3 separate regions of the Homo sapiens genome follow, and all the other regions are linked to region 2. The links are chromatin loops, found by intact Hi-C in ENCODE. Cell type or tissue: OCI-LY7. All regions are shown on one strand. Region 1 overlaps MAP2K6 (mitogen-activated protein kinase kinase 6). Region 2 has its middle 150 kb from the start of LINC01482. Region 3 overlaps ABCA6 (ATP binding cassette subfamily A member 6).

Evidence for each region. Peaks named below come from ENCODE experiments on the same cell type or tissue, not always from the same donor. Only the 100,000 strongest peaks of a DNase experiment are listed, where the experiment ranks them.
Region 1: a loop joins it to region 2, with 5 times the contacts of the local background. A loop is called at or near these places in 17 of 110 quality-filtered maps.
Region 3: it touches region 2 in a loop (5-fold over the local background); 3 of 110 quality-filtered maps call a loop at or near these places.

Annotation. Positions count from the first base shown.
Region 1 is chr17:69,521,924-69,525,923 of GRCh38, reverse strand. MAP2K6 (mitogen-activated protein kinase kinase 6) reads right to left here. Exons shown (of 12, transcript NM_002758.4): 8 at 2,283-2,410; 9 at 946-1,023. Among named protein-coding and RNA genes, the nearest start is that of MAP2K6-AS1, 38 kb to the right of the region's middle. In OCI-LY7, CTCF peaks have their summits at 852 (motif pointing right), 2,276 and 2,484 (motif pointing right); a DNase peak (open chromatin) is centred at 2,483.
Region 2 is chr17:68,772,158-68,776,157 of GRCh38, reverse strand. No RefSeq gene overlaps it. Among named protein-coding and RNA genes, the nearest start is that of LINC01482, 150 kb to the right of the region's middle. RefSeq lists an enhancer at 1,260-1,629. In OCI-LY7, CTCF peaks have their summits at 1,522, 1,723 (motif pointing left) and 3,906; DNase peaks (open chromatin) are centred at 1,487 and 2,127; H3K4me3 peaks cover 1,404 bases; H3K27ac peaks cover 1,091 bases.
Region 3 is chr17:69,113,714-69,117,713 of GRCh38, reverse strand. ABCA6 (ATP binding cassette subfamily A member 6) reads left to right here. Exons shown (of 39, transcript NM_080284.3): 12 at 2,228-2,338; 13 at 2,777-2,952; 14 at 3,977-4,000. Among named protein-coding and RNA genes, the nearest start is that of MIR4524A, 16 kb to the right of the region's middle. In OCI-LY7, no CTCF peak of the experiment used is centred here; a DNase peak (open chromatin) is centred at 1,553; H3K4me3 peaks cover 3,209 bases; H3K27ac peaks cover 3,254 bases.

The DNA of each region.
Region 1 (4,000 bases), 750 kb before region 2:
AAGTTATGAATAAGTTATGAATAAATCATATAACTTTAGGGCTGTGTCTAAGGAAATCATCCTATTGGTTATCATGTATTGAGGATATACCTGACTGATACGGTTGGGCTGTGTCCCCACCCAAATCTCATCTTGAATTGTAGCTCCCATAATTCCTACATGTTGTGGGAGGGACCCAGTGGGAAACAATTGAATCATGGGGGTGGTTCCCCCATACTGTTCTATGGTTCTCATGGTAGTGAAAAAGTCTCACGAGATCTGATGGTTTTATGAAGCATCTCCCTTTTCACTTGGCTGTCTCATCTCATTCTCTCTTGTCTGCCGCCATATAAGATGTGCCTTTCACCTTCCGCCATGATCGTGAGGCCTCCCCAGCTGCATGGAACTGTGAGTCCATTAAACCTCTTTTTCTTTTAAATTACTCAGTCTTGGGGATGCTTTTATCAGCAGTGTGAAAACGAACTAATACACTGACCTGATCAGACTTTGACTTCTACTTCTCCAATAAAAATATCCTGGGAAGCATAGTCTATGTCCTGGATAACACGGCCCTATCAGGGTTCACGCACATTAGCATTCTTTGCACAGCTTAAGCTTCTTGCCTTGGCTCGAATAATTTAATTTTAAACTATAAGGAATCTGGTCAGATCCTCTCGTTTTACAGAGGAGGATAGGAAGATAGTCCATGTGACTGTAACAATTACTCAAAAAGGCATACAGCTCGTCAGAGGTGGAATCAAGAGAAAGATTGGTTTCCCCAATCCCATATCAGTGTTTTTATTGTACCACAATACAAACAATTATTACTCAAAATCTCCTACCAGCTCAGCAGGAGAGGGCGCCCCAAACCAGCATTTAGGGCATTTGTTTCTTGAACCCAACGTCCACCTCATTCTAGTTTCATTACCCACAACCTCATAGTTCATGATGATTGGCATACACTACCATCGTGATGCCCAGACTCCAAATGTCAGACTTCACACTGTATCCCTTCTGGTTGAGCTCTGGGTTTATTCTTTCAGGCTGGAAAGAAGACAGACAACTGAGAAACTGGGAAGACAATTGAGATAACGTTCTTAGCTCAATAGTCTCTGGGGATGGGGGTAGCACCAGCTGCCAAGTGAGTTGTTATAAGCTGTTAACATGCCACCAAGGCCAAGAAGACCCGGTTAACTACAACAAATATCAATGCCTCCGTGGGGTTTCCCTTCTTCTGTGTTTGTCTTTTCTTGGACACAGTAATGGATCAAGTTCCTTTCATAACAAATTTAAAATTTGCCTTAAGAAGAAACAGGGTATACATTATAAAGCTACTTTGCCCATCTAGAATTATCCTTGTTTAAAACATGAACAGTCCAGAACTCAATAAAACAAGTGTCACTGGGCTACTGTCCCATGCTAATAGACCTGAGCAATTTTTAGCTAAACACAGACAGGAAGCTTTTCAATTCAAAGCACAAGTCCATTTCCAGGTAGAATCTAGTGGCCGTTCCTCCAGTTAAAGGGGATTGCAAGGTCTCTGCTAATGACGGTGAATCTTCACAGCTGTGAGGTCCTCTCATAACTAATCTAACTGCCTTGTTTGGGTAATTTAAGCTCTATTTACTATTTTGTCCTCAACAAACAAGGTAATACTCCCCTGCAATACAGTGTGGAAAACTGTGCAGGCTATATGTATTGTGTATATATTTTTTCAAATAACGTATCTCTTTCACTTGATTTTTTTAAAGTAATATATATATAACTATGTCTGTGCCCCACCAAAATCCACAGGTTAAAACCTAATCGCACATGTGGTGGCATCAGAAGGCAGGGCCTTTGGGGGGTGATTGAATCATGAAAGTGGAATACTAATGAATAGGATTGGGGCCCTTATTAAAAAAGCCCTAGAGAGATCCCTCGCCCCTTTCACCGTGCGAGGACTAAGCAGGAAGGTGCTATGTATGATCCTGAGAAACGTGAGCCCTCATTGGACACCAAATCTTCTGGTGCCTTCATCTTGGATTTCCTAGCCTCCAAAACTGTGAGAGATAAATTTCTGTTGTTTATATGCTGCCTGGCTTACATTACTTTGCCATAGCAGCCTGAACAAACTAAGACAATATACGAAGCAAGTGAGTAAAGATTTCAGACATAAAATTTTGAAGAAATACTAAGAGGCAGACTACTTCTGGAGTCTTAGGTACATTTCCATTTTCCCTCTGTGGCCATCCATTTCTTGTTTCCCAGCATGATTTGTCGGCAGTGACATTACCAGATGCCACCCTAGCTAATGTACTTACGGCCATGTATGGTTTGCAACCTGCATCAATTGTTTTAGCAACAGAGTCCACCAAGTAGCCACTGATTCCAAAATCGCACATCTTCACTTGACCGAGAGCATTGATGAGTACATTAGAAGGCTTGACGTCTGAAAGCGAAAACAACCAGGATGCCATCATTTCAGCCTGCTTTCAAGGTTCATTTCTCTGCCACCAGAGGGCCTAAAATCTCCATTTGTCCTTCATCTTCCTTTCCCCAAGCTGCCCAACACAGAAGTAACTGCCATCCCTGACCCACAGTTAACAACAGCTTATTGCTTTCAACTTGATTTTCTATTTCATGTTTTGTTCATGCCTTGTAGAATTGTGAATTTCTCCATACAAAGAACTGTTTTCTCCACTGATTTTATGATCTTCATTACCCTCATACTTGTAGTAAGAGCCTAAAAAATTATTACTGAATCAAATGTCCAATTCAAAATGATCTATTGATATTTAACGTAGGAGTAATAAAACAAAGAACAAAAAGGCAGACTGTGACACAATGATACACCAAATATGACCAAAGCAACCTTTGTTTTTGTTTGGTTTGGTTTTTTCTTCAAGATAAGGTCTTACTCTGTCACTCAACCGGTGTGCAGTGGTGTGATCATAGCTCACTGCAGCCTCAAACTCCTGGGCTCAAATCATCCTCCCGCCTCAGTCTCCTGAGTAGCTTGGACTACAGGTGGGAACCACCATGCCCAGCTAACTTTTTTTTTTTTTTTTTTTTGACAGACAGGATGTCTCTTTGTTGACCAGGCTGGTCTCAAACTCCTGGCCTCAAGCAGTCCTCCCACCCCACCTCCCAAAGGGCTGTGATTACAGGTGTGAGCCACCAAGCCTGGCCCAAAGCAACAGATTTTGATTGAAACCTCTGCTAGCGATGTGTCAGAGGTCACATAGTGTAAAGGATCATAAACCCAGGTATTCCAGACCACAGGGCAGGTTACTGAAGAAGCAGTATTACAGACCAGATTTTAAACGAATCCTTTTGACTAGAAAAATTTAACCCACCCGCCCATATGCCCAAAAAATGGAACTACGATTATCTCTGGATAATAACATTTGAAATTACAGCTAATTTTTCCCTTTGTGATACTTTTCATAACACCCATAAAATTGGAAGTAAAAGATTATTACAAAAGCTTTAAAAATTATCCTTTATAATTTTCCCTTTAAGCTAGAAGATACACAAATTTCATTTTATTATTTTTATACCTTACATATTTTCTCTAATATGAATTACATATTTCATAATGGTGAAATAACCCTTAATGTTAATTTCAAAGTTGTGAATAATCTACAGTCTTTTTCCTATCTGTATTCCTTCCTATTTTCTTCTCATCTTCCTTCATCCTATTTTTCCAATTTTTAATAATAACAACTAACAATAATAGGCACACTGTGGAAGGCATTTTACATTATTTCCAGGCTCAGAGAGTTTAAGAATTATCCAAACCACAAGGCCCTCTTACTTACCAATACATTCCATTATTCTTCCCAAAGACAGGGTTCTGGTTATCTCTTCCCAGAAGTTTCCCTGACTACAATCACCACAATCACTACAATCACCTGCCTCAGCCTCCCAAGTAGCTGGGATTACAGACACCCACCACCACACCTAACTAATTTTTGTATTTTCAGTAGACACGGGGTTTCACCATGTTGGGCAGGCTGGTCTCAAATTCCTGACCTTA
Region 2 (4,000 bases):
ACACATTTTTTCATTAAAACCTTAATTTGTAGGCTTTTTGGGGACTAGATGTCTAACAGGAGAAGTTGGTTTTAACGCACAGGTTGAAGTAACAGAGCACTTCCCAAAGTATGTTCTTTGGGACACTAGTCCCTCAAGATGTTTGGCAAAAAGGGCATCTGTACCCAAAATTTGGAGAAATGTTTCATGTTATATATGTCTTCTAGGAGATTCACAATGCACATGAGCTTATAAAGAATCTGAGAAATTTGGAAGTAAAGGAATAACAGATTAAATTTGCTTAACTTCAAAATGTTCAAACTTCATTGGCCAAGGAATACTTATATAGAGAAACATCTAATGAGATCTCAAGGAGCTGAACACATCACAGGAAATTCTGCTAATACAACAAGCAGATATATGAGGTTTTCATTCTTATTGATTATGACTTCCCAGAACCAGGAGAAACAGGCCTCAACACTGAGACCAATGCACAATTGCTCTACAACACCAAAAACAACTTTCTATGGCAGGAGAACAGAGAGGAGACTGAACTAATAGGTCCTTGAACTGCTGAGGGCCTTTATAGACCATTTTCCTAAGCCTTTGCCCATAAAAACTAAGTTCCAGGAAACAACAGCACAGCTTGTAGTTATGACAACAGGAATGAAAAATCAGCTTCTTCATAAATCATTTAGGAAGTGAATCAACCAAGCCATATTTGAAGAGCTGGATTCTAACACAAATCTTGTCTTCACCTAAATCTCATAGGATTATTCTTCCAGAAAGGGTTGGATTTCTATTTCTTCTCTGTAAAATCAGAAAACATGGATTGCAGTATCTTAGAAAAACTCCTCTGCCTTAAGAAGTTGTAATACTCATGAATCATAAAAAAGAAATCAATCATGTTTTCTTTTTTGCTGCCTTTCCTAGAACTTTAAACTTGCAAGGAACCTCTTTGTATATTCTCTATACTAGACGTAACTACTTTTTATTTCTGGGTTACTGGCATAGGACATTGTATTTTCTGGTTTTAGGGAAAGAGGAAAATTGAGTGCTGTAGGGACCAGACCTACAGTGTTTGTGGGTTTTTCTCCTCGTGTGCAGAGATGAGAGATCATAGAAATAAAGACACAAGACAAAGAGATGGAAGAAAAGACAGCTGGGCCCAGGGGACCACTACCACCAAGACGCAGAGACCGGTAGTGGCCCCGAATGCCTGGCTGTTTGGTATTTATTAGATACAAGGCAAAAGGGGCAGGGTAAGGAGTGTGAGTCATCTCCAGTGATTGAGAAGGTCACATGAGTCACGTGTCCACCGGACAGGGGGCCCTTCCCTGTTTGGCAGCAGAGGCAGAGAGAGAGAGAGGACAGCTTATGCCATTATTTCTTCTATGCATTTCAAAGACTTTTAGTACTTTCACTAATTCTGCTACTGCTGTCTAGAAGGCAGAGCCAGGTGTACAGGGCGGAACATGAAAGTGAAACAGGAGTGTGACCACTAAAGCACAGCATCACAGGGAGACATTTAGGCCTCCAGATGCCTGTGGGCAGGCCTGACTGATGTCAGGCCCTCCACAAGAGGTGGTGGAGCAGAGTCTTCTCTAACTCTCCCTGGAAAGGGAGACTCTCTTTCCTGGTCTGCTAAGTAACGGGTGCCTTCCCTAGGCACTGACGCTACCGCTAGACCAAGGTCCGCTAGTTAACAGGCGCCTTCCCAGGCGCTGGCATTACCGCTAGACCAGGGAGCCCTCTGGTGGCCCTGTCTGGGCGTAACAGAGGGCTCACACTCATGTCTTCTGGTCACTTCTCACTGTGTCCCTTCAGCTCCTATCTCTTTATGGCCTCGTTTTTCCTAGGTTATAATTGTAGAGCAAAGATTATTATAATATTGGAATAAAGAGTAATGCTACAAACTAATGATTAATGATATTCACATATAATCATATCTATAATCTATTTCTAGTATAACTATTCTTATTCTATGCATTTTCTTTATTATACTGGAACAGCTTGTGCCCTCGATCTCTTGCCTTGGCACCTGGGTGGCTTGCCGCCCACAGAGTGCCAAAATAATCTTCTAGGAATTCACAAATGGTTTCCTTTGGCTGAAACTTGTTAAGGGTTAAGCAAATCCCCCTGGGGAAACTCAATTTGCTTCACCTCTCAAGAGTAAAGTTAATCGTAAACTGGCCACATTTTCCCTTTTACTTCACCTTCATCTCCCACAGAGAACTCCTCTGCAAGGATTTGTTTCTCCTTTATTTTTCTACTTCAAGCAAAAGTAGATTAACCACCACGTTCTGAAAACCTACTCTTATTGGTCTTCTTTCTTAAATACTTATAAATGCACTAAAAGTCATCATTAACCCCTGAGAAGTTTTTCTGTTTTGTTTTTTTACTTTAAGTTCTGGGATACATATGCAGAACGTGCAGGTTTGTTACATAGGTATACATGTGCCACGGTGGTTTGTTGCACCCATCAACCCGTCATCTAGGTTTTAAGCCCCACATGCATTGGGTATTTGTCCTAATGCTCTCTCTCCCTACCCTTGCCCCCCAACCCCGCCAGGTCCCTGTGTGTGATGTTCCCCTCCCTGTGTCCATGTGTTCTCATTGTTCAACTCCCACTTATGAGTGAGGACATGCAGTATTTGGTTTTCTGTTTCTGTGTTAGTTTGCTGAGGATGATGGCTTCCAGCTTCAACCATGTCCCTGTAAAGGACATGAACTCATTCTTTTTTATGGCTGCATAATATTCTATGGTGTACATGTGCCACATTCTCTTTATCCAGTCTATCATTGATGGGCATTTCGGTTGGTTCCAAGTCTTTGCTATTGTAAATAGTGCTGCAATCAACATACTGTGCATGTGTTTTTCTAGTAGAATAATTGTCAAATGCTGTTGGAAGCAGAGATCCCATATCCTTTCTACCATTTTTGGCCCAACCTAAAGTGCCATCTATGGGGGGATAGTTCTGACTAAGAAGTGTTTATTTCAAGAGATGTCAGAGAGAAACTATACTTTTGGTTTCATGGGAAGTCTTTACTTCCATGCAAGGATGCTGGAACAAATTTTTCCAATCTTTTTTCACTCTGCTATGGAAAAATCTACATGCAACCAAGGAGGTGCTCATTGTCCCTTCTGCCCATGCTGAGCAAAGGATGAGATGCTTTCTGTTCACAAATTGCTACAACCACAAAGTGTGACAAAATAAGAAATTTGAAAAGTAAAAGGGCCAGACGAAAAATTCAAAGAACTTTTCTTGGGCTCCCTTTGAAAATAAGAGCCATTGCTTTCTGTACCTCAGTAAGTCTTGTACTTTTGCACATTTCTAAGACACCTTTGGACTTTTACAAAGAAGTCTTTGCCCCCACCTGCCTCTAGGGACTTGTGTAATCACAAATATTCTAAAGGTATACACATTCATTGAATTTGTGGTGGCCACATCCTTCTGTTCATCTAGCTATGATTATGGAGAAGAGAAAAGTCTCAGAGGAGTTCAATCTGAAGCTTGGACACACCATTTGTGCCTCTCTTTGGGATCCTGGAAAAAAAAAAACCAAGGATCAGAAAGCTGAGGTGATGCCCTGGGCAGGATTCCCCCAAGTAAACTTCCCACCTCATCCCCCTAGAAGTTTGCTCTCCAAAAGTTGAAGAAGGCTCTCCTTTCTATGTCACTGGGCTCTAAGCACTGGGATTACCAAAGTTTATTTTCAACAAGCCTTAAAATCTAACCCCTTATTGGCCTTGTGAACAGGGCAGGCCTCTTACAGAGGGTAGAAGCGGAATGGAACGACACACATTCAGCCTGTACTGGAGATTGTGGTAGCCACTCGGCCTCATGAGCAAATTCCCAGCTCTCACTGTTAACATCCTCCCACTTCTTCTTACAAGCTTCTCTCTTGCTTTCACTCTGTCTCAATCTTTCTTAAAGTGAAATCCTCAACTCTAGCCCCAGGAATCTAAAGGAAGAGATTCTAGCAATAGTCAAGGCTATCATCGATGATTTCTCCTCTC
Region 3 (4,000 bases), 340 kb before region 2:
TGAATCTATTAATTTATAACAGTGGTATCATACAATGAAAGATGTAATTTCTCTTTGTTTTTAAAGATTAATCTGCTATGAACAATATTTTATATATTGTCACTGTGAGGAAAGAACATCTAGACTGAAATCTGATAAAGGTTTTATACTAGCCGGTGAATTTACATAGTTTATATGTACTGGTGAGGTTAACTAAAGCAAGATGAGTAAAACCATTGACTATGAATTAAATTTCACAAGTCAATATCCTATAACAAACCTAAGTTATAATTTGAAATGAAAAAACACATTTTGATACAAAATATTCTAACATACAGTTTTCTATAACAGACATTTAAGCAAACATCAAAGTGAGTAGCTAGATTTCATGGAGGACTATTTACTTTTATTAAAAATAATTTTTAGGAGGGATAAAAATGATTTTTATAAAAGACAGAAGCCTTAAAAGCTGAAAAAGAAGAGCCATGAACCTTCCAGAAGTGTAGAGTTCTCCGACCATTGTGTTTATATTGCGTGTATTTTCTAATAAATACAGCATCCTCTAATTCAGTCTTATTCATTGCTTTTAGATTAGGTCTTTGAGAATTTAATGTATTTGTATGAGCAATTTTATTCTCTCTCTAGGTTTCTCTCATCAAATACCATCTAGAGCTGTGATTTCTTTCTTTAATGTTAGCTCAGGAGATACTGAAATAATTTTAAATTGATTACTTAAAGTTTTGGAGCACATTTTGAACTACCTTTGTACTCATCAAGTCATGAACTTCTTTTTGTCTAAACAAAAAACTTCTTTAAGAATTTTGTTCATTTTAAAAATAGCAGCACCTTAAAAAATTAAAAGCATTGGACATCAACACATTAAAAATATGATTATGAATTCAAACCAAGTATAGCTGCTCTTTGGGAAATCAGGGAAGAAGTTGCAATCCCTTAGCCTCCTCTTCCTTCCTCATGGAGTTAGTTTCTGGAGCACATCTGCAACACCTTTGGGACACACTTTTGAAATCTTTTATCTATGGCCTACTTTTCAGAAGCTAAGTACCATTCCATTATATGGATACCACGACTAACTTATTAACACACCAATGTATGAGATTCAATTTGTTTCCAATTTTTAGTGTAATAAAAAATACTAGAATGAACAGCCTTGTTCAATCTTTGTAAATGTCATAAATTGTTTCTTGAATATAAATTTCTAGAAGCAGAATTATTCAAAGGAAGCATACTTTCAAGATTCTTGATTCATATTTCAAATTATTTCCCTCTAAAATCATAAAAAGTCATACTCCCACAAGCAATACATAATGAATAATAATGACAACGACAACAATAGCAATAAACACTTAGATTTCATTGAGGATTTGGTGTGTGCGGGAAACTATGCTAAGTGATTTACATGTACCATTTTACATTTAGGCCTGTGAAAGACATGTTAATATATCTCTCACTTTGCAGATGACGAAACTGAGGCTTCTATTTAATTTTTCCAGTTACTGTGGGTCAGTCCCAACAGCCAGTATCACTTCCCTCTTACCCTGGAAAACACCGTATACTTTGCATTTAAAAATTACAGGCCAGGCATGGTGGCTCACATCTGTAAATCCCGAAGTGGGTGTATTGCTTAAACTCAGGAGTTTGAAACCAGCCTGGGCAACATGGCAAAACCCTGTCTCTACTAAAAATACAAAAATTAGCCAAGTGTGGTGGCGTGGGCCAATAGTCTCAGCTACAGGGAGCTGACGTGGGAGAATTGCTTAAGCGTGGGAGATTGAGGCTGCAGTGAGCTGTGATTGCTCCACTGCACTCCAGTCTAGGTGGCAGAATGAGATCCTGTAACAAAAAAAAAAAATTACAAACATAAAATTTGTTAATGTATTTGTTTAGTTGTCCCAATATTATTTATTAAATAAACCATCTTTCTAATACATTTGAAAGGTCATTTTATTAATCTTTATTTTTATATTTTCTTTGGTCCATATTAGACTTCTGTTCTGTTCCATTGGTCACTATATCCTGCACCAGTAACATATTATTTTAATTATTATAGTTCTGTCACATATTATTTTGGCAATTAGGAAAATATTGATCATTGTGTATTTTAAAGTATTGAAATGCTGAGAAATATGCCACTAAACTAAATAGCCTTGTTCTATGTTGGGACCAGGCCTGTCTAATGCCTTTCTGTTTATACTGTTAATAATTTGTTAACAATTTGTTCTAAAAATAGGCTTGCTCTTTGACATATATGAAGGTCAAATCACGGCAATCCTGGGTCACAGTGGAGCTGGCAAATCTTCACTGCTAAATATTCTTAATGGATTGTCTGTTCCAACAGAAGGTGAGTAAAAAGAAATTTCTCAAAGGCAAGATGTCTTATAATAGAATGAGGTCAAGCATATGCCTCTCATTTTAAATTTTAAATTTGATGGCTTAAGAGAAATAATGTTTATCTAAAGTTGTTTCCAAGAGCTACATAATTTTGAATATACTTCATATTTCTGCAATTTTATAAAAATTATTATCTTTATTCCATTGTGTGATATTTCAGGGTAGATGTGCAGTTCTATAAGCATATGTTTGTAACAAGAATAATTAGTAGTTCACAAATTGTGTTCACATATATGCAGTTCTATAAGCATATATTTATGTCAAGAATAGTAGTTCACAAATCATTTTAGACATTTGTGAACATATGCCAATATTTTCTTAAATGAGATCTATGAATATTAATAGAATGTATTATCTTGCCAATTTTATTTTTAACTTCTATTCTTAGGATCAGTTACCATCTATAATAAAAATCTCTCTGAAATGCAAGACTTGGAGGAAATCAGAAAGATAACTGGCGTCTGTCCTCAATTCAATGTTCAATTTGACATACTCACCGTGAAGGAAAACCTCAGCCTGTTTGCTAAAATAAAAGGGATTCATCTAAAGGAAGTGGAACAAGAGGTAGGAGGGCATGCTTGGATTAACTGACCTGCCAACCACTTACCAAATTAAATCATGACCACAGAATTCTCTTCAATGATTTATTTGCCCTGTTATGAATAAAATTTAGGCAAAGAGGTCCCATAACAAATATCGACTGCTTTAATGAGTGGTTAAAATTGCATAATATGAATCATTTTGGATTTTATTTTTATTTTTTATTATACTTTAAGTTAGGGTACATGTGCACAACGTGCAGGTTAGTTACATATGTATACATGTGCCATGTTGGTGTGCTGCACCCAGTAACTCGTCATTTAACATTAGGTATATCTCCTAATGCTATCCCTCTCCCCTCCCCCCACCCCACAACAGGCCCCCATGTGTGATGTTCCCCTTCCTGTGTCCATGTGTTCTCATTGTTCAATTCCCACCTATGAGTGAGAACATGCGGTGTTTGGTTTTTTGTCCTTGCGATAGTTTGCTGAGAATGATGGTTTCCAGCTTCATCCATGTCCCTACAAAGGACATGAACTCATCATTTTTTATGGGCTGCATAGTATTCCATGGTATATATGTGCCACATTTTCTTAATCCAGTCTATCATTGTTGGACATTTGGGTTGTTTTCAAGTGTTGCTATTGTGAATAGTGCCACAATAAACATACGTGTGCATGTGTCTTTATAGCAGCATGATTTATAATCCTTTGGGTATATACCCAGTAATGGGATGGCTGGGTCAAATGGTATTTCTAGTTCTAGATCCCTGAGGAGTTGCCACACTGACTTGCACAATGGTTGAACTAGTTTACAGTCCCACCAACAGTGTAAAAATGTTCCTATTTCTCCACATCCTCTCCAGCACCTGTTGTTTCCTGACTTTTTAATGATCGCCATACTAACTGGTGTGAGGTGATATCTCATTGTGGTTTTGATTTGCATTTCTCTGATGGCCAGTGATGATGAGCATTTTTTCATGTGTCTTTTGGCTGCATAAATGTCTTCTTCATTTTGGATTTTAAAAGTTGCGTATTTTCTCATATAGGTACAACGAATATTATTGGAATTG